Regions from separate parts of the Homo sapiens genome. Here all the other regions are linked to region 3. A link is a loop called in an ENCODE intact Hi-C map of the cell type or tissue named here. Cell type or tissue: endothelial cell of umbilical vein. All regions are shown on one strand. Each heading gives the region's core, and the rest is flanking DNA. Links, peaks and the distances in the headings are about the cores only.

Region 1 (7,732 bases), core at 2,476-4,975, 1.2 Mb before region 3:
AAATTAATATGCATACGTCTTAAAATTACATATGTGTGTAATTACATATAGAAGCTTTATATATATGTGTGTGCATAGATAGGTGGGTGTTCAAACTATATAACATCTTTTCAGGGAAAAAAACAATATCATCCATTTCACGATGTAATCATCACCATAATTTTGTCAGGTTTTTGTTTTAGTGGATTAGTTTTTTTGATATATCAAGATCATTGGAAAATCAGACATGTCAGTTTTATATGCTAACATCAAACACGTGGCTAATAATGCTTGAAAAGACACATTTGGGAAAATTCAAGAAAATAGTATCCAAAGTTAATCAGGCTGCCATATCAATTACCCTAAAATAGTCTAAACTCTCCCTTAAAGCTCTCCCAAAGACTAAGCTACAATCAGGTTTTTAAATTTTTTATTTGTTTATTTATTTATATCATTATGTGTTGCTGAGAGAGCAGTAATTACTTATAAGAGTTTTTCCATTAGCACACTCAGTGAGATTGTAAAAACCCTGAAGGTGAGGGAATAAGCTGAATTCGGTTTTGAAAGAAGATGATATTTCATGTAGAGAGAACAAGGAGCACAAGGGCCTGAAATCAAGCCTGTTGTGTTTGAAGTACAACCAGGGGACTAGGGAGCAGGAGCTGCTCAGCAAGATGGAAAGGGTAATGCACAGAAGAAAGAGGGACCAAATTACAGAGTTCTGCAGGCCATATATTCCAGGTGAGGTGGGGCAACAATAAGAGTTTTGAGCAGAGAAGTGATTATCTGCCTATTTGTTAAGAATAATCCAAAAATCAGTAAGGTGGAAGTTGGAAAATCAGTTAGGAGGTGTTGTTATAATCCAGATAAAAGATTTATTTTCCAAATGTCTAGCCAGTTACTCAATAGCATTTGCTGAGAAAAAAAAAAAATCCGTATTTTCTCTATTGATATTTAATGCTTTCTTCCCTTCTAACTGGATAGGATTACTATAATAATAAAAATAGCTGGATACAGACATGTATACATAACCAGAAATACATCTAAATTTTATGACATATAAAAATAGTCTGTTAAGATATTGATTGTAATTGTGTTGAATTAAGAGATCAGTTTAGTGAAAATAGGCAGCTTTATAATATTGCGACTTGTCACCCAAGAATGAATCATAATCAATGCTCTCTTTTGTGATGAGCCACCACAAGAATGGCTAACCTTTTACAATAAATAACTAACTTGTTTTTGAAAGCTTACTATGTGACAGCCACCATTCTTTTTTTTTTTTTTTTTTTTTTTTTTTGAGATGGAGTCTCACTCTGTCACCAAGGCTGGAGTGCAGTGGCACGATCTTGGCTCACTGCAACCTCCACCTCCTGAGTTCAAGCAATTCTCCTGCCTCATCCTCCCAAGTAGGTGGGATTACAGGCACATGCCACCATGCCCACTAATTTTTTTGTATTTTTAGGAGAAACAGGGTTTCACCATGTTGGCCAGGCTGGTTGCGAACTCCTGACCTCAAATGATCCTCCCCACCTTGGCAACCCTAAGTGCTAGGATTATAGGCATGAGCCACCTGGCCCAGCCACAGCCATCATTCTAATCATTATATGCTTTAATTCGTTTAATGCTCACTCCAACCTTATAAGATAGCTACTATTACTATTACTTCCATTTTATAGATGAAACACTGAGACTTAGAGAGATTAAGTGATTTGTCCAACACCAGACAAAATGCAGACAGACCAGAGCCTTCTGCCACTCGTAGAGCATCTGTTTGGTCTTCTTTCTTACATCTTATCTGACATTTTGTTAATACATCTTCATTTTCTCTTTTTGTTCTGTCTTTTGTTATACGGTCTGTTGCCTCGGAAAAGTTATAATCTGTTATTATTCTGCTAGAAATAATCATTTTTTTTACTTTAAATCATAACTTAAACTTTTTTTCTCTGCTTTAATAACTTTAGATAAAAGTATATGGTATTTTCCTTCTGTGGAAGGTGAGAAAATTGATGAATTAATGAACACTTTCTTCAACCTCTCTTCCCTCACTTTTAATGTGACTGGTGTGTTCTATGGTTTTTGTGTTTTTTTTTTTTTTTTTTTTTATCACAGCCAGTAAAGATAGCTAATACTGGTTATTTTTATATCACATAGTATGTCTTCTCCAATAAATAAGTTGTATTATTCCTTTCTCAATAAAATCATCAGTTATTTAGTTATGCCTATATTTTAGTGTATGTACTTATCTCTTAATACCTTCAGATCCTATCAGGTAATACATTTTAGAAAAAAATTTTATAATCCCCAACTCAAGTTGCCTTAAATTTTTAGAAAATGCATCTTTCATAATTAGAAGCCTACAGATGGTATAGGACCCAAGACCAATGCAATGAACATCAGTCTCAATATCATTGAGGAGCAGATGTGAGGGTGATCTGGCCGTGACATCTGTCACCCCATTGATTGTCAGGGTTGACTCAGCTGATCTGGCTGGCTATGCGGGTGTCCCCTTCCTCTCTCACTGCTCCATGTATGTCCCTCCCAAAGCTGCACGCTTGGTTGAAGAGGACGACCATCCTCGATAGATCCGAGGACTGGTCTTCGGTCAAGTGTATACAAGTAGCTGTGCTCCCCTGCTAGAACCTCCAAACAAGCTCTCAATATCATTGGGGACCAATGTAAACTTTAACCTCAGACTGACAGCAAATAGCTGGAGAGATTCCGGATACCACAGCAACATCCAAAGACAAGGAGACAAAGAGGAAAATAGCTAAGTGAAAAAGAGAGTTTCTCTTTCTTCATTCTTAGGTATAATGAAATTTTCTCAGAAACCATTAGCACACTTTCCCTCATGTAGTATTGGAAGTCCAATTTCCACCATTGAAATCTTACTGAGAAGAGAGACGAAATGAACATGTAGATTAGCTTAGATTATCTGGGTCTAGAATGCCTGAAATTCTATCAAAAAGCCCCCTAAATACTGTCGTCTCCACAAGTAAGCTATTTATTTGGAGTCATCTTTTGAACATCTAGAATGTTAATGAAGAGCTATATTTCTTGTATTCTTCCAGAAGAATACAAGATATTCTTGTAAAATAAATATATCTGAATATGTCTATAAATATGTCTTCCTGATGCTTTTATGTATGAAACACAACTATTTCCTGCATATGTAATTCAGAATTCAAAATATTTTCTTTCATGTCCAGTGTCATATAGTTGGGATCGCACAGTATGCAGCTTTCTCAGATTGGCTTCTTTCACTTTCTAATATGCATTTAAGGGTCCTCCATGTCTTTTAATGATTGGATAGCTCATTTCCTTTTGTTCCCCAAAAATATTTTATTGTTTGGATATACTACCATTTATTTACCAGCCACTGAAAGACATCTTGGATTTTTCCAAGTTTTGGCAATTATCAATAAAGCAGTTATAAACATCCATTGAGATGGAGAAGAAACCCTTCTACGGGTCTGCTGGGCCACTCCTCAAGAATGGAAATTAAGAAAAATCTTGAGGTCCCTCAAGGGAAATTCCAGACACCTAGCTAGCCTTGAGAAGTACATGAGTCATCTAATAAGCAAGAAGGTAATAATAGCTTAAAACAATAGCCAAGGAAGTGGAGCCACAAGATGTTTGGTTTTCTATAGAAACTAAAGATAACATCTTATCGTATGTCCCCAAGTTGTTTTACAGAAACCAAAGAACACAGATGGGGGGCACTGAAGGTTGAACTCTGACCACAATAATCTGTTCTAAATTTCTCCCTGAGGAACATGGAGAGAGTCATGCCCACAGGCCAGACTTTAACTTTCTGTTGACCTCAAGTTTTCAGACAAAGCGTTGCTTCCTTAACCAACTGCAAATCAGACAATCTTTGAATCCACCTATGACCTGTAAGTCCCTGCTTTAAGACAGCCCACCTTTTTAAGCCAAACCAACATATAAACACTATGTATCAATTTATGATTTTGCCTGTAACTTCTGCTTTCCTGAAATTTACTCCATCCTTTAAAAACCCTTTCATGTTAGCCAACAGAGAGGTCAGGTCTCATGCAGAAGCTGCATGATTCTCTTGCTCTGCAAATAAATGCCCTCCTTTCTTTTACTGCACAACCTTGGTGTGGATGTTTCACTTTACTGCACTAGGCAAGCTGATCCAGGTTTGGTTCAGTAACACCATGTGCAGGTTTCTTGTGTGGACATAAGTTTCATCCCATTTAGGGAAACATCTAAGAGTGCGATTTTTGGCTTGTATAGTAAGAATATGTTTAGTATTGTAAGAAACTACCAACCTGTCTTTCTAAATGGCTGTACCATTTTGCATTTCCATGAGCAATGAAGGAGAGTTGCTGTTGACCCACATTCTCTCCAGCATTGGGAGTCCTCAGTGCTTTGGAATCGTACCATCCTAATAGGTGTATAATGGTATTTTATTGACATTTTAATTTGAATTTCCTTAATAAACAAGTTGGGACATCTTTTTATATGCTTAGTTACCATCTGTACAACTTTTTTAGTGAGGTGTCTATTCAGGTCTTTGGTCAACTTTTTCATTGGGTTGTTTCTTTTCTTCTTGTAGACTTTAAGCATTCTTTATATATTTTGAATAAATATACCTCATCATATATACCTTTATTAGATATGTCTTGCAGAAGACAGCCTGTGATTTGGCTTCTCAGTCTCTTTAATTAAAATGTCTTTAACAGAGCATAAGTTTTTAGTTTTAAAGAATTCCAGTTTATCAATTATTTCTTTCATTAACAGTGTCTTTGATGTCATATTTAAAAAGTCATTGCCATTTCCAAAGTCATCTAGATTTTCTCTGATGTTATCTTCTAGGAGTTTTATAGTTTTGCATCTTATAGTTAAATCTGTGATCTATCTTGAGTTCATTTTTGTGAAGAGTAAAAGGTCTGTGTCTAGATTCAGTTCTTTTCATATTGATGTCCAATTTTTCCAGCACAATTTGCCAACAAGAATATCTCCTTCTCCATTGTTTTTGCCCCTTTCTCAATGATCTGTTGACTATGTTTTTGTGGGTCTATTTCTTGGATCTAAGCAATATTGTTTAAAAGACAAATTTAAAAGACAAATTTTCAGGATGTTTTTATAATCTGCACAAACCTACATCCCCTTCTAGTTGAAAGGGATAAATGAAGTCTTACCCACTGAATCCTCCTTTTAAATAGAACAGTAAGTATGCCACGAAAATTGTCTTGATAAACTATTTGCTTTGCTCAAATAGAACAGTAAGTATTCCAACAAAATTACCTTGATAAACTATTTGATTTTAAGTTGAAATAAGATATACAACACCCACAAGCACACTCACTCACAGTCACGGACACTTAACATTTCAGATTCTCATTCTTTCTCTAGAGCAAAACGAGATAATTTAATCAGCTGTGCAAAATTATCTAGTGCTCAGAATGTAATGTTCATGTTCGGTCTTATTTACCTCAAAAGGTAGTGCTCTGAGTAGTGCTAGGATGATCCTCAAATGGGTTCTACTCCCAAAGCTTGAACACAATTCTTAAAGTGTTGTTCATTTTTTAAAAATAACTGTTAGTATGCCATTCTCCATCAATTAGAAAGTATGAAAACATTTTTAAATGTGCTATCATCTTCACTATAACAGTTAGGTGGATCTCTGTATATCATGATTAATTTAGATTAAATGGAAATCGGAAATTTCCAATTTATATAAACTGGTGGATTGAACTACATTTTGGGCACCTGAATCATATAGGCTCAGTAATTTGAATTTTAATCAGTAAGAAATTTCTATTAGCCAATTTGAAATCATTTGGCTGAAAATCACCAACAATAATCATTATTAATAATAGTAAATTATCATTATTGTATCCTCAACAATTTGGCTTCAAGTGATTTTGACTATAATTAGAATAAAGATAAAGACTGCTAAAAGTTTCTTGAATATCAAGTCTACAGGAGACAGGGAGACCAGGGAGTACATATTAATAGATAAAGAAGAAGAAATCCTATTTTTTAAGCGGGTCAATGCAGGTAAGACTAAAGAGGTAATTGTTTTAACCAATTTCCTAGGTTTTCTCCATATCCGATTCGGGAAGTTATTGATGTGGGGTTCAATGTTTAAGAGGGGGTCCCAAATACCTTCTGATTATACCATCATTTCATGCTCAAGCCTACCCTGGGTGATTCAGAGAAGAAAAGTAACATCAGGAGTGATATGTGAACCTGTAGGATTGTGGAGATTCTAGGACATAAGTGAGAGGGTGATTGGATAAAGATGAGAAAAAGATCCAAGTCTAATGTAATTTGCTAAACTATGGAAGCACAAATTTGGTAAAAGAGAATCTCATAATATCCCATAACTATGTTCTTTTCAAATAAAATGAGGAGAGACACAAATTGATTAAAACAATTGCCTTCTTAATCTTACCTTTATTGAGCTACTTAAAAGTAAGCTTTCTTCTTTACTCTTTAATATGTAGCCTGATCATTCTGTTCCTTGTAGATCTGGTATTTAAGGAGCTCATGGCATTTGCTATCCTTATTCTAATTCTAGTCATAATCACTACCAGCCATGGTAATTGCACTTAATGTCCATCACTAGCCCTCACTGCAAAAACAAAACAAAACAAAACAAAACAAATCCTCAGTTTTAGAAATTCCTCTTTTTGTTATGATTCTGATTTCTCAGCCACTTTAGATGACCACAAAATTTAAAAGCAGAATCAATGCAAGTTTCTTCGCTTATCCCCTTCCCCATCAGGGGTGGCATCTTTTTCTGAGGTTGTTTGGCAGCTATGATATGTGATGGCATCTAAGCATCTGGCCTGTGGTTGGCATTTGGTGCTGTCTGATGCATCTAGTCATGTCTACAGCACAACCATTTTTCTCAAGTCCTCAAAAATCTGAAATTACTAGTTATAGGCAACTTTATATGGAGATAACAGTACTCCCTACTTATAGTGGTGGCGTGTTAAATGAGTTCATATATAGGAAATTCTTATAATAATGACTATTATGCACAAAGTGTCCTGGTTATAATCATCATCACCATCATTGTCATTATTATTTTAATTTCAACTCTTATTAAGCACATGTGATTTCCGTTCATAAATTTCCATTCCTGCTACTCTTCTGTGAAGAAAATCCAGCATATCTGTTTGTGTTGGTGGGGCGAACAAGGAGGACAGTGGACAAAAAAGGCCAAGAAAACAAAAAGCAACATTTCATCTACTTTGACATGGAAACATGGTACCTAACTTGATTTTTTAAATATCTGGAGAAAACTGTCAAGAACTGTGAGTAATTTGAGATTTTATCCTATATGCAAGCTAGCATGTTAGCCTCTTACAGTTTTATACATGTCAGAAGACACTAGAGGTAATGGACTGTATTATGCATAGCACAGCAGGCAGCATGAGCTTTATATACTCAGTGGTCCCCTGTTGTTTTCCAAGTCCCAGAGGGATGATACAGAGACAGGCATTTGTGAACAAATGCCATTGAGAATGATCTCCCAAAAGGACAACAACTGAAGTGGCATTTAGTTTATCTCTTTCCCTTAAGATACATTATGTTTTTAACATTGCAGGTAATTTATTAAGACATATTTAGATTTATTTTACTTTTATTTTACATTGCCTTCATTAAAATGTGATGATAAACCTTCAAAACATGGTAGTTACAAAAATTATATCTATTGGTATGACATATGAAGTCCAAAATGATAGTTCCAATTACTAGGTAATTCTTCTTC
Region 2 (7,732 bases), core at 2,476-4,975, 530 kb before region 3:
ACTTTAAAACACCACATATATAATGCTGATTTTCTCTAATTTTTTTGTTTTGAAAATATTTAAACTACAGAAAAATTGAAAGGTAAGTACACATATAGTCTTCATCAAACTAAACATTTTGCCACACTTACCTCTTCTTCTGTTTTTTTGTGATTAACTATTTGACAGGAAGTTGCAGATGTTGTATTTATGCCCTACTGCAGCATACATATCCTAAGAATAAGACAATCACCTACATTATTATACTAAGAAAGTCCATATTAATGCAATAATATCCAAAATACACTATGCATTTCAATTGTCCTCAAAAGAAGTATCTTTCTTTTTTCCTATCCAGGAATTAATCCTTACCTTTGGTGTTCTGTCTCTTTACATTTTTTGGAATTAGGATGGTGCTTTCCTCCATTTATATTTTGAGGGTTTTTTTGTTTTGTTTTAAATGGCATTGTGTTTTGTTCAGGCCAGTTGTCTTATAGAATTTATCTACATTCTGGATTTGTCTGCTTATTTTCCAAGATTAAATTCAGTTTAAATATTTTGGCACAAACATATTACATAAGGGATATTACATACTTTTTACTGCACCATACCAAGAAGCATTATCAGTGATGATGCTAAATTTGATCATTTATTTAAGGCTCTGACTTAAAGTTGTAATTTTTTTCTTTCTATTTAGCAAATAATCTGTTGGATAATACACTGGCATCTTATCAATATCCTATTCCCTAAAAATTTTTTACCCCATGGTTTTAACACCTATTGGTCATCTTTTCCTGAATCAGTTATTATAGACACTGCCTATTTTAACACAATAAAAATACTTTCCATATCTGAGAATAACCTATGTGCAGTATTTATAGCTGTCTTCTTTTTAGATCCTCTTTGTGCACTGTAACAGTTAATTGTGTAGCAAATCCATCAATTTATTGCATCAATATCATTAACAAACAACAGGAGTTTTGACGTATTTTGTTTTTTCAAAATATTGTAAATGTCTTTATGAATGTCTTTGAACAAAGTGAGCTTTGTATAAATGGTTATAACATGCTACCAATGATTTCTCTCAAACCATGGCAAAGAAAATATACATAATGGTACCCTTTTGTCTAAAGTGCATCTCCTACCTTGGAGAAACCATTTCCTCCTTCCTAGTTCAGTGTTTTCATTCAGGACATCATTGTTTACATGACTATTTAATCAAACCAATTATCACAGAGTAATCCCAATTTCATAATTACAGTCCTTTCTCTTACTTAGAAGTGCTCAGAATTTACACCCATTTGACAATTAAAGCTCCAAAACAGTTACTAAAGCCTTTTATATCTGGTTTTCATTAGTTCATATTAAACGATTCATTGGCTTGATTTTCACTTCAGTGAACCCTCTCATAAAATCTGGTGAGACATTGTGGTGATATAGCACGTGAAAAGAAATGAATTAATACATCAGCAAAAACACTGCCAAGCTGACTATCTTAACACATTTTATTATCTCGTGGATATACTTGTCACTCATGAGAGATATATCAAAATGAGCAGAGTGAGGACTCTAAGCAGTTTCAAGGCTGAAGGGATGAAATGAGGCACGGGCTCTGCTTTCATTTACGGAGCCAGGTGTGTGTGTAGTCAGCAAGTCTCTCTGGAGAGGCATTATTCAGTGGGCAGTTTCCCAGTATTATAGAGGTTCCCATTAATGCCCCTGCAATTAAGGTTTTTATGGCATTTTACTATTTGAGGCCATAATTTCAGATTGGTACATAGGTTGTATGTGTGTGTGAGAGAGATTTATTTTAACTTATAGTAAATGCTGAGTGCAAACTCAGCTTTATTGTGGAATAAGACTGTATGCATGGCACATGTGTGTACATGTGTGATTGTATGTTTCTGTATTACAGAAGTGTGCATCTTTTTATATCTGAAAGCATAAACGTCAATATTTTTAAATCCAGTAATTTTAAAGGATATACTTTCTTAAGTTTATTCATGGGAACTTAGAGAATGCAACAAAAACTGTATTTGCTTTAAAAAAAAACTTAAGATAGTAGTTTGGATAATCTTCTAAATCTACGTAAATCATTTCTTATAAATGAAGTCAATTATGAAGATGATTTAAATGCTGTTGTTGATCATTGGCTGTGTCTAACAATGTCTGGTAAGATGGAAAGCAGTAAAAACATAGAAACACAGGTACAAGAAACAGCCCTCTGAAATGCAGCAGCCACCTCCATTCTCCTCTAGTAATATTAATAAAAAAAATCTGCCTTAGGATAACTAGGTCTTCAACTTTTCAAAAATACACCTAGACAAAATTTACATATCCTAAGAGATAGATATGGTGCTTTGTAAACTCTAAAAAGTTATAAACATTTATAAGAATATAGAGACCAGGGGCTGTACATTAACTCACCAAAGGTAAATTGCTTTCACATTTTCCAATCAAGAACACAACAGTGGTTTTTATGTCTGGAAATTGAATTTGGCCTAACAGCAAAAATAAGAGATGCAACTTCATTTTATAGTGATGTGAAGACATATCTCACTTCCTGAGACCAAATGTAAATGTCAGGTCAGAAGCACATTCAAACCAGCTCTTTCATTTGCTCATGTGTGAATGTTAAAAATCTTTAAGCCTGTTTGACATCTCCAGAATATAAGATTTTCATTGGAAGACATTTTTGTCATTTTTGAAAAATTTTTTAGAGACGAAGCCTCGCACTGTTGCCCAGGCTAGAGTGGATTGGCATGATCATAGTTCACTGCAGCCTCAACCTCCTGGGCTCAAGCAGTTCTCCTGCCTCAGCCTCCTGAGCAGTTAGGACCACAGGTGTACACCACCATGGCTGGCTAATGTTTTTTTATGTTTGTAGAGATGGGGGTCTCACTGTGTTGCCCAAGTTGGTCTTGAATTCCTGGGCTCAAGCAATTATCCTGTCTTGGTCTGGGATTGCAGGCATGAGCCACTATGCCTGGCCTTGTCTGTTATTTTTTGAACTCTTTATCCCTAGGCTGGTAAGTAGTAGGTGTTCAATAAATATTTGTTGAATGAACATTTGTTGTTCTTTTCTCTAGTTGCAGATCCTTCTCTTGTTGCTTAAGCATTGAGCTAAAGTAGTCATTATACTTTTCAGAATGCTCTTCTCTCCCTAAACTCTCTTCATTAATACATCAACTCAGGGCTTCCTCCAACTTCTCTTTAGATATTGGTCCAAAAGATACTTCTCCAACACTAACTACTCTCACAAGTTCTAATTTCTCCATTAGTTGACTGATGCTTCACCTCAGTGTCTTTCGGATTTAAAATTTGATGTAATTATAAAGAGCCCTGGATTTGGAATCAGAAGATATGATATCACATCCTAGCTTTGTTAGCTACAAACTGCACTGAAGTTAAATGACATTATCTGGGTCTCTGAACTTCTGTTTCTTCATCTATAAAGTAGAGATAAAAATAATTAACTCCCTAAATTTATGACAATACAATTAAATTTGTGTGAAAAGCTTTTTGTAAAGCCCACAGCATTGTATACATGTAAGGGAGTTATCATTGTCATCATTATTCCTCATGCCAAGCTTGTGTCAATTTCCCCATTGGTTTATAAGATCAGTCTTTTACTTGACTTCCTACTTGGCTAGAAGAGTTAGGAGACCCTAGTAGCAGATGACTTTTCCTAAAGCACAACTCAGATTATGTTATTCCTTCATGCAAAATTCTTCCACGCTTCCCTGTTTATCTATTCCAATGTCCAAACTCTTTTGTCTTGACTTTAAGATCACATGTTACTTTTTCTTCTGATTCATTTGATCCTTCCTCCTATTCATTATGCTCCTGTGAAATATTATTTCACATATTAGTCATCAAGCTTTTCCTCTTTCAATTCCCTTTTCAAATGGCTTCTGTCTCCTTGAATTCCATTTCTCTTCCGGTGTTCAAATCTTGTCCTTCAAGACTCAATACACCTGGTGTGTTCTGCTCTCCCAAGAAACAAATGTCAATATCGGATTAGATATGTAAGAGATTATTTTTTTCAGAAAAGGCCTGTAAAATCTAAAGAGGAGGGAGAAGAAGGCAAGGACCTACAAGTCTGAAACGTGAGGAAAAAGTAAAAGGAAGGACAATCATGGAGGAAGTGTATTATCCTTCAGCAGATTTTTGTGAAAGTTTCAGCCAGACCAGTGTGAAATCTTCAATTCCGAGTCTCCTATTAGAGAAGCTCCACATCTCAAAGGAATGAGCCAGAATTAGAATCACCACTCCTATGACTGAATATTTGTGTCCTCTCCACCAAATTCATATGTTAAAATCCTAATCTTCAAGGTGGGGGTAGGAACATTGCGAGGTGATTAGGTAGTCCACCCTCATGATTGGGATTAATGAACTTATAAAAGAGGCTGGAGAAAAATTCCTCATCCCCTTGACATGTGAAGGCAAAGCTAACATGCATAGTCTATGAACCAGAAAGTGGGCCCTCACCAGACACCAAATATGCTGGCACCTTCATTGTGAAACTACCAGCCTCTAGAACTATGAGACATAAATGTCTGTTGTTAGTAAACACCAAGTCCCTGGTATTTTGTTATAGCAACTCGCATGGACTAAGACACATGCTCAGTGATTAGCTCATTTGATCCTATAGAAAGGGTGGCCTAAGCTCAAAGACAGCAGTAGACCCAGAGAGCCACCTGTTGGAACTTGCAGTTAACTACTTTCCCATGAGCAGGGAATCTGAGTGGTATATTTTCATGGCCTCCATGCACGGCAACCTATAAGATGTTTCACCCATCCTTCTACTCAACCATCATAGAATGTTACCTCTGAAACTCTCAAGAAACTTATCACTTTCAACCTAAAATTTAGTTACATATGTAATAGCTTGCCTACTAGATTATAAGCTCTTTTAGGAGATAAACCATTTCTGTTTCATTTTTGTTTTTTCTAATGCACACATTGGATTTGAAATATAGCTGTGGACTGGGTAGCCATGAGGGAGATGCTCTGAGGGACTAAAATCTAGCTGTGGGGGGAAAAACCATGTTTTGATTATCTATTTGTAACAAACTACTTCGAAGTTTAGTGGGTAAAATATTAGAAATTGATTATTATTCCATGATTCTGTGGTTTGATTGGGTTGATCATGAAGCTCCCTTTTTTCATGAGATATCATATAGGCCCCCAGGTATAATTAAAGGTCCAAATGGCCTCACTCATGTGGATGAATGCTGGGGCTGTTAGGCAGGGACTTCAGTTCTCCATGTAGATTATTCCATATAGCTATTTGGCCTACCTCATATTATAGTATGTCTGGGATCCAAGGAAGATGTTTCAAGAAGACAGTTTAGTGCCTGATTTTAATGTTGCATTGGCCAAAACTAGCCACATGAGCAAGCCTAGAGTTGATATGGAGGGAACTCAGATGGGCATGACTATCAAGGGGCATGCATCAGGGGGAGCCAACAAAGTCCCACACACCATTTAGATGATACATGAAAAACTGGTTCATCAGAATTAGATTGTTAAAGTAATTGCAAGGAATAGAAAAAGGGTAGAGGAAATAGGAATAAGGAGATAAGATTTTGAAAAAAGATTTGACAGAAGAAGATAGACTATATTATCTTGAAGACTACTACTTTTGAAATTATATATAATTTTTAAATTACATCACCAACTTTACATGACAGTAACATAAATCTCAGACTTAAGCAAACAATACTAATTTGGGAGATGTCCAGAATAGACAGAGTTTTTTCAAATATCCAAAAAACACACATACACACACACACACACACACACACACACACACACACACACACAGAGTTTTGTTTGAGAATCTCATAACATTATGCCCACAAACCTCATGCATGCTAGATTTTATTAAATATTCTGAGAATAGAAATAATATTTAAAAATCCAGAATACAATGAAAAATAGGAAGAGAAAATACAATTAAAAATAGGAAGAGAAATTAACATGAGCAATTTTAGAGTTGTAATGCCTTTGACCCATTTCATTTCTAAAAGCATTCAGCCAACTACAATGACTATATAATTAACCAAATAGAGAATATTTCAAGATAAACTTTTAGCAAATTATCTTAGTGTTTAAAATGAGCAGATTTTCAAACTGTAGGGCAGTTTCTCCAAAGGGATTCACTGTACCCTTAGGTGTCTGGAGCTAGTAATGAAGGGTCCTTGGGCTGTTTTATAAATTTAGAAACATAAGATATATCAGCTAAAGTAAAGGAAATCACCAAGATATTTTGCTTTTGCCTGAAGTTATATCAAGCCAGTATAATAGCCTTAGTTTTTATCTAATAATCATAAGCTCAGTTAGAAATTTGCTTATGTCTTTTTACTATGAAATGAGAAAATATTTATAGCTCTAAGAGGAGAACTATGTCCTCAGGACCTTGAATAGTCCTTGATTTACAGTAGACAACCAATGGTATTTGTATAATAAATAAATGAAAGCAAATTAATCTGGTGATTTAGTAGAGAAAATATCTCCAAACACGGGATTCATGAAAGCAAAACTATAAATGAAGTCTTTGTTGAGAAGATAGGGAGTCTTATGTCTTCTAGGTACTAAAATATCCCACCCAATATCACTAGAGTCATTACTAAATATGAGTAACTACATACTCCCAAACCAATGAACTAATGTCCACGGTGATTGGCTCCAAACGTTAACTGGGTTATCACTGGACAATAAACAGCTATAATTTTTATCTTAAACATGACTTTAAGAATCATTTTGATGTACTGATGTAGTGGAAGTTGAAGCAGAAGGCTTTCTGTACTGCAACTTCTGTATTAATTATGGCTTCAGTTTTATATATGTCCCACTCATAGTTGCTAGGGCTATAGAATTGTAACCCTCCTGCCCCCACACATGGCAACTTGATCATTGAAGAGTATTTTAGATGCGAGAATATATATTTCCTTTTTCTTTAGGACACCAAGTTACTTAAAATAATTGCTTATATTTTAAAATACCCAATTCTAAGGCATTCATAATGCTTTTGAGGCCACTTTTCTTATCTCTACAAGAGGGGTCACATACTCAGGTTCTTCTTACACAACTCTAAGGGGTAACTTGATGACTTGTTTGTAAAGTCACTCATGGAACTGAGGAAAGAACATAGATTGCTGACCACAATTCTACACCACCTTTTCTAGTACACATTTCATCAACTGTACTATATTTAAAATGCTGAAAAGCATCACACCTGCAATATTTTTTTTACTAATTTTACCTAATATATTAATTTGAAATGTATGTATTTGAAGTATTACATCATATACTCATTAAAAAATAAAAATCAGTAGCCAATAAATATTGCTATATAACCAAAAGGTGCTTTACTGAACTCATAAATTCAAATTCTGAGGTGACCTAGAATAAACATAATATATATGCTTTTCTCAGGTAAATTGTGTATGCAAGCAAAATTTAACCAAAATATTTCTTCTAATATCTAATATGATAATAAAAGTTTTGATGACTTAAATACATTTTGATATTTATCCTATATTTACATGAGAGCCTAGAATGGCTCTATTAGCAACATCATAATATATGCCTATACATTTAAAACTATAGTTATATATATTACCAGGAGACGAATGCTCACGTATAAAGTATATTTCCAAAGTAAGCATAATAACCTATTTGTCTAGGTCTTAAATATATGAGAACATATTACTCCTTTCACTACTCTATGTGCAATTTTTCAAGA
Region 3 (7,732 bases), core at 3,517-6,016:
TTAGCAGAACTACTGGAGCATTTGCCCAGGACTTTCTCCTCAAGGTCAGGCTGTTTCCAGAAGCCTTGAATCTCAGATCTATTCATTCCCAAAGCACTGCCCTTTTGAACATTTTCCTCTCCTGAAATTTAAACCTTTAGGAGCTCTGATATTCCCTCTCTTCTCTCTCAGCCTGGAGAATCCCATTAGTAAAGCTGTTATCGAATCACACCAGAGCTTTCCATCCAGCCCAGTCCTCACCAAAGACTCACAAATCTGAGGCTATGCAAAGTTAGCTCAAAATGTATGTACCTCTATCTCTGAGCCAGGTTACATCTAGTGATGCACAACTTTCAGGCTAAGAAGAAGCCATTCTTCCTAAGAAGAATAACAGCATTCATTCTTTTCTTATCACTCAAAGCAAGGCATTATGTTGATTGGTTCAATAGAGATTGCTTTTGTCCTCAGAAATAATGCTGTGTTGTTCCTGTCCCTGAACTACAGGAACCTACTGGCATCGATTTGCCGCTGCTGGATCCTGCGAACACCATCACCACGGTCACGGGGCCCAGTGCTTTCAGCATCCCTCTCCCTATCCGGCAGAAGCTCTGTAGCAGCCTGGATGCCCCCCAGACGAGAGGCCATGACTGGAGGATGCTGGCCCATAAGCTGAACCTGGACAGGTGGGTATGGTCTGGCCCCAAGACTAGCTTCTTTCTGTTAGTGCCCTCCAGGACCGATAACTATTAGACGTAGGGTTAGCTTCATTTTTTTTTCCATCCACACATCTATTTAATTTTTCATTTTGCAAATATGCATTAAGCTCTGTCCTTGTACCTTGCACTACGGGCTTGCAAAGAGTGCTAAGAGACATTCTGAGCTTATCTGGCATTGGTAAGTATCAAGTTTTGTGATGCACTTTGCCAAGCTGATGGGCTAAATTCCCCAAATCATATAGCCATTCACTACCGTAGTTATTGCTCCTCCTCTGCAGTTGAGCAGGACCTAATGTTTGATTAATAATTAGCATGCCAACACAGCACTGATATTAAGTTATAAAGAGACCTCTGGAGCGTCTACTTTGTGGAGTGTCACCGTCACTACCAAACATAACATGTGGCATGACCTGTCAAAGATCATCCAAGCCTGGACTAGAAAGAAAACATAAGTCTCTTGATTTCCTGTTTAGAATATGACCCATAGACATCTTGTCTCTTAAATTATCTCACTCAGAGCTGAGGTTCACAAAGTTAAACATCACATCCCCTGTCTGGGGCTGATCTAATTAAGCATGGGCTAGTTATTTAGGATGGCTCACTGTCAGCCACAATGGGACCAGGAAACTTAAAGACAAGTAGAGAGACAGAAAGGTTTAGCTGAGGAAAAATAGATATGTAAGTCACACTGTTGAGCACATTTTCTCTTTCCCAATTACAGGTACTTGAATTACTTTGCCACCAAATCCAGCCCAACTGGCGTAATCCTGGATCTTTGGGAAGCACAGAACTTCCCAGATGGAAACCTGAGCATGCTGGCAGCTGTCTTGGAAGAAATGGGAAGACATGAAACGGTGGTGTCCTTAGCAGCAGAAGGGCAGTATTAACCACCATGCTGGAAGGGGAAATGAAGGACAAAAATGCACAGGGAGTCTGTGGCCGTCCAGGTGAATCACAGCTGAGGAGGAAATCCAGATGAGACCAATGCACTTCACAGGCAAGACTGCAGCAGGAGCCAGAAGGAAAACAGATACAACTGCCCATGTACATGCCCACTTTACTCGGACATCATCACGGGAGTTAAGAAAAATTGTGTAAATTTGTACCTTGAATTTAGCTATCAACCTAATTTTCCTCTTAGTTGGGCTGTATGCTGTGTGGTACAGGATCTTACAGTTTCCTAGGAAACGCTTTTTATTGCTATCCAGATATATGGATAAACTTTCTTAACAAACCCAATTTCTACAAATGTTGTTTACATCAAATTGGACAGGGATGCAGACACTGTCCATGGCTCGTTCTATTTTTGTTCAAATCATTTGAAGTTGAAGCTGTGGACGGTTTGTTGTGTCTATTTCAGATTAGTAATTTACAGAGAAATCACAGACTTTTGCTACAAATCGTGTGCATCAAGTGTCTCAGATAATCCTCCCATCAGTGTTCTGTTTCTAGAACTTGTAGAACCAGTGTTACTGTTTGTATCAGGGAAGTGGAGAATCTAAGTGTAAAAAAGAAATAACTAAGACTCCTATTCCTTGGAGGGACCCTTCTGGTGCCCTTTGGGAATAAAGCTGTAGCACTGCAGGGAAGACAGTGATTCATGTTCAACCCCACAAACAAGCATTTTTTTCACAACATGTGTGTTTGTTTGTAATATGCAATATGAAGTGTTTTTTTTTAAAGGTATTATTATTATTTACAGGTATTCTGGTAAAATGATTTTTTTAAATTTCTATTTTTGTTAGCAGTGCTGTTTGTTAGTATTTGGTTATTGACTAGACCTGTCCCACCTTTTCACCTATCAAGGTGGGTGTGGTCATCAGTTTAATTCAACATGCATCACTTCCTTGACCTTTTACCTTTCCCTTATTCCACCCCAGAAAGGTGATTGATAAATGCTGAATGGCTTTGTCAGTCTGTTCCTTCAGCTTGCTCAGGCAGGGTCTTTCTTTCTCCTCTGAGGAGTCTTAAGGAGACGTGTTCTCTATTAAGTTCACTTAATATTGCCGTTGTGTGGCCCCACGTCGACTCCCTATGGTGCTCTACTCTAGAGGCAGTGTGGTTGGAGGAATGGACTCTAAACTGGAGATCAAGAAACCAGTTCTCATTGTGGGTCTGTCACTGTCTTGTTGCGCCACCTTGAGAAAGTCATTTAACCACACGACCTCAGTGTCCTCACTAGAAAGTGAAAGGGTGGGATTAGATCATCTCCAAGTTCTGAAATGCTCAACTTCCACCGTGATGCCTCCAGTCTCATTCATCAGTCTGAAGACCACAATGGACTCTGACCTGGATCATCATTTAAAAATCATCAGCTGGTCTTTTGCCCAGGCTATGTTACGCCTTTCAAGTAGTTCTGACAAGGAAGATGATTATTCTAACCAGCATTATGATGTTGTTTGTTTGGCCTGAGTCGCTCTGCATCATTGCATTATGCTGTTCACTGAGAGATGACATCCCTTTATTATCATTTTCTTAGCCTCTCTTGGGATGCCCCTGCCCCCAGCCTTCCTGACTGGTTGCAAATTCTGTTTTTTATTATTGTCTTGGCATCTTGATATCTAGACCACTCCTACAAGTTTATCTGGCAGTAGGAACTTGGTGCATTTTTTTCTACGCTACACCCCCCCACCCTTAATCTTTCTTTGCTGTCATAATATTCAGTAGCATTTATAAAAGCTGTCTAGTTAGCTCTTTAAAAACTTTTGTCCTGCAAAATGTTTGTTAGTCAACACACTACTTTGTGTAAACAACTATTATGTTTCCTTGGGACCATCACAAGCTCTTTAACAAACACAAGGACTCAATTCATTCAGCAGGTGGGGATTAAAGAATCAAAGCCCAGTAGCAAAACCAAAACTGAAGAACAAGCAGACATGTGTATGAATCGGAACCTTTAGAACATGACTGTGGTTTACTTTTAGGCTGGAGGCACACAAGTTGCTGAACAGACTTGAATTATACATGTGCTTCCATCTTTCCATGTTTCCGCTCCTATTTTGGTAGCATCTTGAGATTCCTTGATGCCTCCGCCATCCTCATCCCTGAGGAACTGCTGATACCTTGCTATGGAACCTCTTCTTTCTTTCATGCTTTTTATTCCGTATCTTCTGTTTTGGACATACATACATATATTCTATAAAATCTCTCTCAGCCCACCCCCTGCATTAGGATTTCCATATTTAAAATATTTGTACACTGACTGGGGAAGGGAGAGATTGCACTATAAACAAGTTCAGTGGATGTTTGTAGCAATGAGTAAAACTGTATTCTAAATTAAAAATCAAATATATATACACGCAGTTATACACACACATTTTTTAAAAGGAGGAGGAGGAAAGAGAGCTATTGTCCATTCCTACATTTTGAAATAAACTTGTCAAGATTACGCATCAGTACCAGGGTTGTGGAATCATCTATGGAAATCAAGAACTAGAATCTGAACTGAATGGTCAAAGAAACTTCTATGCCTAGTGAAAACTAGAGGGGAGCAACTATGTAGCTATGAACATGAATCAATTCCATAACTGTTACTAAAAACTTATTTTGACTAAAAAGTCACCAACACAGAACTATTGAACACAAACAGGAATTGTTTGTCTTACTGAAGTCACTGAGAACCCTTGGGGTTCACTTCAGATGCTTTTTTGGTTCAACTTCCCACCACCAGAAAAGGGAAAAGTGATTGATTTCGTGTGTGAGGTACTCATCTGTCAGAACCCTTAATGTTTCCTATTAAGTGAATGACAACTTCCATACATACACTATTTATACCAAATAATTTTCACTACAAATTCTGATTTCCTTCTCCTTTGGAGTAAAGTAATAGCTGTTAGATTGCTTTCAAACTTAGAAGGTCCAGATATAACAGTTCATTTCATAGGAAGCCACTTCATCAACCATTCTATGTGATACATCCTGCTTCTTTCTACACCGCTGGAGAGGCAGTTTGGCTGGTTTCATTTGGATAGAAAAAACTATCATTTGTGCATGCTGCCATCTAGTGGTGTACAACACAATCTAACCTGAGTTTAATATTCACTAGAATGTGTTTGACGAAGGGAATGAAAACCTGTAGAGTTCAAGGACCTTTATGACAAACAGATGTAGGGAAATTTTCACTTCAAATTTATAATTTTCTTATTCTCACTTTTTTTTCATTTGCATCACTCATCTCAATATTAGGTCACTGTGAGCCCAGTACATCAACTCATTCATACACAACATATCTTCAGTTGCTTCTTGTAACAGAACTATGTAAAATCTATATAAAACAGTCTTTGAAGAGTTGTCATTTTTAACACTTATGGTTTTCATTGGGGTTTGTATACTTTAAATCTCCTTTTAGTTCCTTAATATTTATCTTTGGAAATGTAAGAAGTATCTGCTTAGAAAGAAATAAGTCTTATATATGCGAATGGAATACTATGTCTAGGGAAGAGAAAATTGGGGTTGTTAATCAAAGGGAAGAAAGCAGCTTCTTTTCTGCTGAATTTGGGAATCCAAAGGCAGAGGTTTCATCCTGTTTTTATTTTCTTCTTATCACACTCTTTCAAGTTTCCTTAATGTATCTGGAAGGAATAGAAGTTGGATTCAGAATTGATAACTGGCATGGTGATGACAAACCTGTGTAACACCAAGGTTCTCACAGCTAACAGCTGTTTCACAAACGGCATCTTCCAAATGAACAGTCACCTCTGCTATGCAGAAAACCCCCATCCTGCTGTGAGCAAGTTAGGCTCTTCAAGAACTGGACAACTTTTGGGTGAGGTGTTCAATATCAAACTGCATAATCATTAGCCATTTTCATATATACTATTTTATAGATTTAAGTCTCTCAACTATCAAAAAGTAGAGCGATTTTCAGGAGAAAAAAGTCGTGGGGACTGAGTTCAGGACACCCTGAAACTATGCGACCAGTAATTTTTTTAAGGTATTTTTTCCTACAAGTAAGGTATCTGAAAAGTCAACGTTTTGAGGGTGGAATCAAGACTTTTCACTTCTCCTGGCAAAGAGCAACAAGGCTCTTGTCTCGTGTCCTTCTGTGTGTCTCTGTCAGGATCACAGCAGCTGTGCTCTTGGTCTGCTTACTCCTCTGTAATCCACGTATGCAGAAGGGAGTTAATAAGGTGATCACCATCTCCCCAGAATTCAAAGGTCTTTGCCTCTATAAGGTCTGCCCCTATGGGGCCAGGAAAATATAAACCTATATAAGGACTTGCAAGAGAGCATAAAGAAGGTAGAAAAGGTTTACTTGTTGGGTTTTCAAGCCTTCAAGTTGAATGAGTCTTAGCTTTTGCTGGGCAGTTGTTCTGGACAAGTCATCAGTTTCATGTGGAGAACTCAGTGTAAGCCCAAGGCTAATGAATGAGAGGGGTCCCATGGAAACACAGCTGAAATGAAATGGGACTTTATCCATCTTCTTTGAGAATGGAAGAGCTTTTGTGAAGCAGTACATCATTGCTCAAGATAATGGTTGATAAGCATTAGATTTTATAGATCTAATAAGGAAAATATTTTATTATCTCAAGTTAACAAAACATTTTTTTACCTCTCGAGTGCCTCATAGGACCAACTATTACTCTTTGGCTTTTATTTTTCTTTTTGTATTATTTTTATATATTCTTTAACCTTGCTGAGCTAGTATTGACTGAAATCTTTAGAACTTTGCCTCTGGGCAATGAAGTAATGTTTCTCTACCCTAAGATATCTATTTGTATAATCTCTGGCTGTAATGATCACTTTGGAAGATTTCCTTTGCATCTCTAATTATTTCTTTTTAATGGAATAAGGCATAAGGGGGAATAAATATATTGTAACCAATGTTATGTAAACCCATATCCATACAGGCCAGGAAAGCCAAATGAAGTCATTTCCAGAATTCTAGTGTGAAAAACCTATTTTTGAAAAGTGGGGAGATGGCTTTGTGTAGAACTGGGTGGGTTTTCTCTGCAGACTAAGTCTAGCCATGAGCTTCCAGATCCTTTAGTTTTATCAGCCTTGTGCTTACCCCATTTTCATAAATGCTACTTTAACAGCCAGTCTTCATAAGTCATGGTTCCTAGGTTTTCCTGTCACCTCATTGTATTCATCTGTGGTAGGATATTAACGGGCTCATTCAACCAAATGTAATGTGTGCCTCAGACCTATTTAGCATGGTTGGGGGGCATCAGCAGGACAAACCAACAGGTACTCCGCAAGTGTACTGGCACAGCAAGCCCACCAATTATTAGCAGCTCTTCATCAGCCTGCTGTCTACTCAGACGCTTGCCTACTGAAGGGACCTGTCCAGAGATCTTCTGGAATCCCAGGTTGGGAATCTCTGCAGAATGTCGTGACAGTTGTGGCCCAACTAGCTTCTGAGTAGAAACAAGGAAGCTACCCTGAGATATAGTCAGCTGCCCACCTGCCATAGTATTTGCTACTGAATGCCAGCCTTTTAACATACCATTTCAGATTTGTCCTTCAACAAAAATATAAATTGCAAGTCATACCATTTAAGGGTCTTTTACAAATATGTCTAAATTGTGTGTCATTTTTAAGTTCCAAAGGTCTACTGGACTAAGTACTATCAGACCAGCTGTAGAACCTGATGGCGCTGATCCGGGGTGGAATAACCCTCAGTACTGGTGTGTAGAAGATGAATTGTAGGCAGGTTTTGCTGATCAGCAGCCTAAGGATTGATGGGCTCTCTTTTGGCCTCTGATCCTGAGCACTATGGAGGCAGCATCAGAGAATGGGGACCTGAGCTACATAGGTTCTCAATGTTAAAACAACTCTGTTCGGAGTGACATATAAGAGCAAGAAATCTACAGCTGGTGTAAAATACCTTTGCCTTTTCTATCCCGAAAGTAACAAATGGCATCTGTACATGTAGGGGTAAAAACTCAGATGTCTACTCCTCCAGGCCATGGACAAGAAAAAGTACAGCAGTCAGAACAGTGGAACAAGTGATTTGCATTCTCTTCTTCACGCTTTCCTAGATCTGCCATTGGTAGCGCAGCCCTCGCCCTCCAGACATAATGCATCGAGCCCAG

What was found. Hi-C counts contacts between places; a loop is a spot of excess contacts. Peaks named below come from ENCODE experiments on the same cell type or tissue, not always from the same donor. Only the 100,000 strongest peaks of a DNase experiment are listed, where the experiment ranks them.
Region 1: a loop joins it to region 3, with 4 times the contacts of the local background. A loop is called at or near these places in 24 of 110 quality-filtered maps.
Region 2: a loop joins it to region 3, with 5 times the contacts of the local background. A loop is called at or near these places in 4 of 110 quality-filtered maps.

Annotation. Positions count from the first base shown.
Region 1 is chr4:96,343,706-96,351,437 of GRCh38, reverse strand. The region is part of intron 1 of LINC02267 (long intergenic non-protein coding RNA 2267); the gene reads right to left. It also overlaps the pseudogene RN7SKP28. Among named protein-coding and RNA genes, the nearest start is that of LINC02267, 37 kb to the right of the region's middle. In endothelial cell of umbilical vein, for the core only: no CTCF peak of the experiment used is centred there; a DNase peak (open chromatin) is centred at 3,737; H3K27ac peaks cover 1,850 bases.
Region 2 is chr4:95,690,688-95,698,419 of GRCh38, reverse strand. No RefSeq gene overlaps it. Among named protein-coding and RNA genes, the nearest start is that of UNC5C-AS1, 150 kb to the right of the region's middle. In endothelial cell of umbilical vein, for the core only: no CTCF peak of the experiment used is centred there; a DNase peak (open chromatin) is centred at 3,769; H3K27ac peaks cover 1,508 bases.
Region 3 is chr4:95,163,084-95,170,815 of GRCh38, reverse strand. It overlaps UNC5C (unc-5 netrin receptor C), which reads left to right. Exons shown (of 16, transcript NM_003728.4): 15 at 484-662; 16 at 1,417-7,732. The coding sequence ends at 1,582. Among named protein-coding and RNA genes, the nearest start is that of UNC5C, 380 kb to the left of the region's middle. In endothelial cell of umbilical vein, for the core only: a CTCF peak has its summit at 4,700 (motif pointing left); a DNase peak (open chromatin) is centred at 4,675.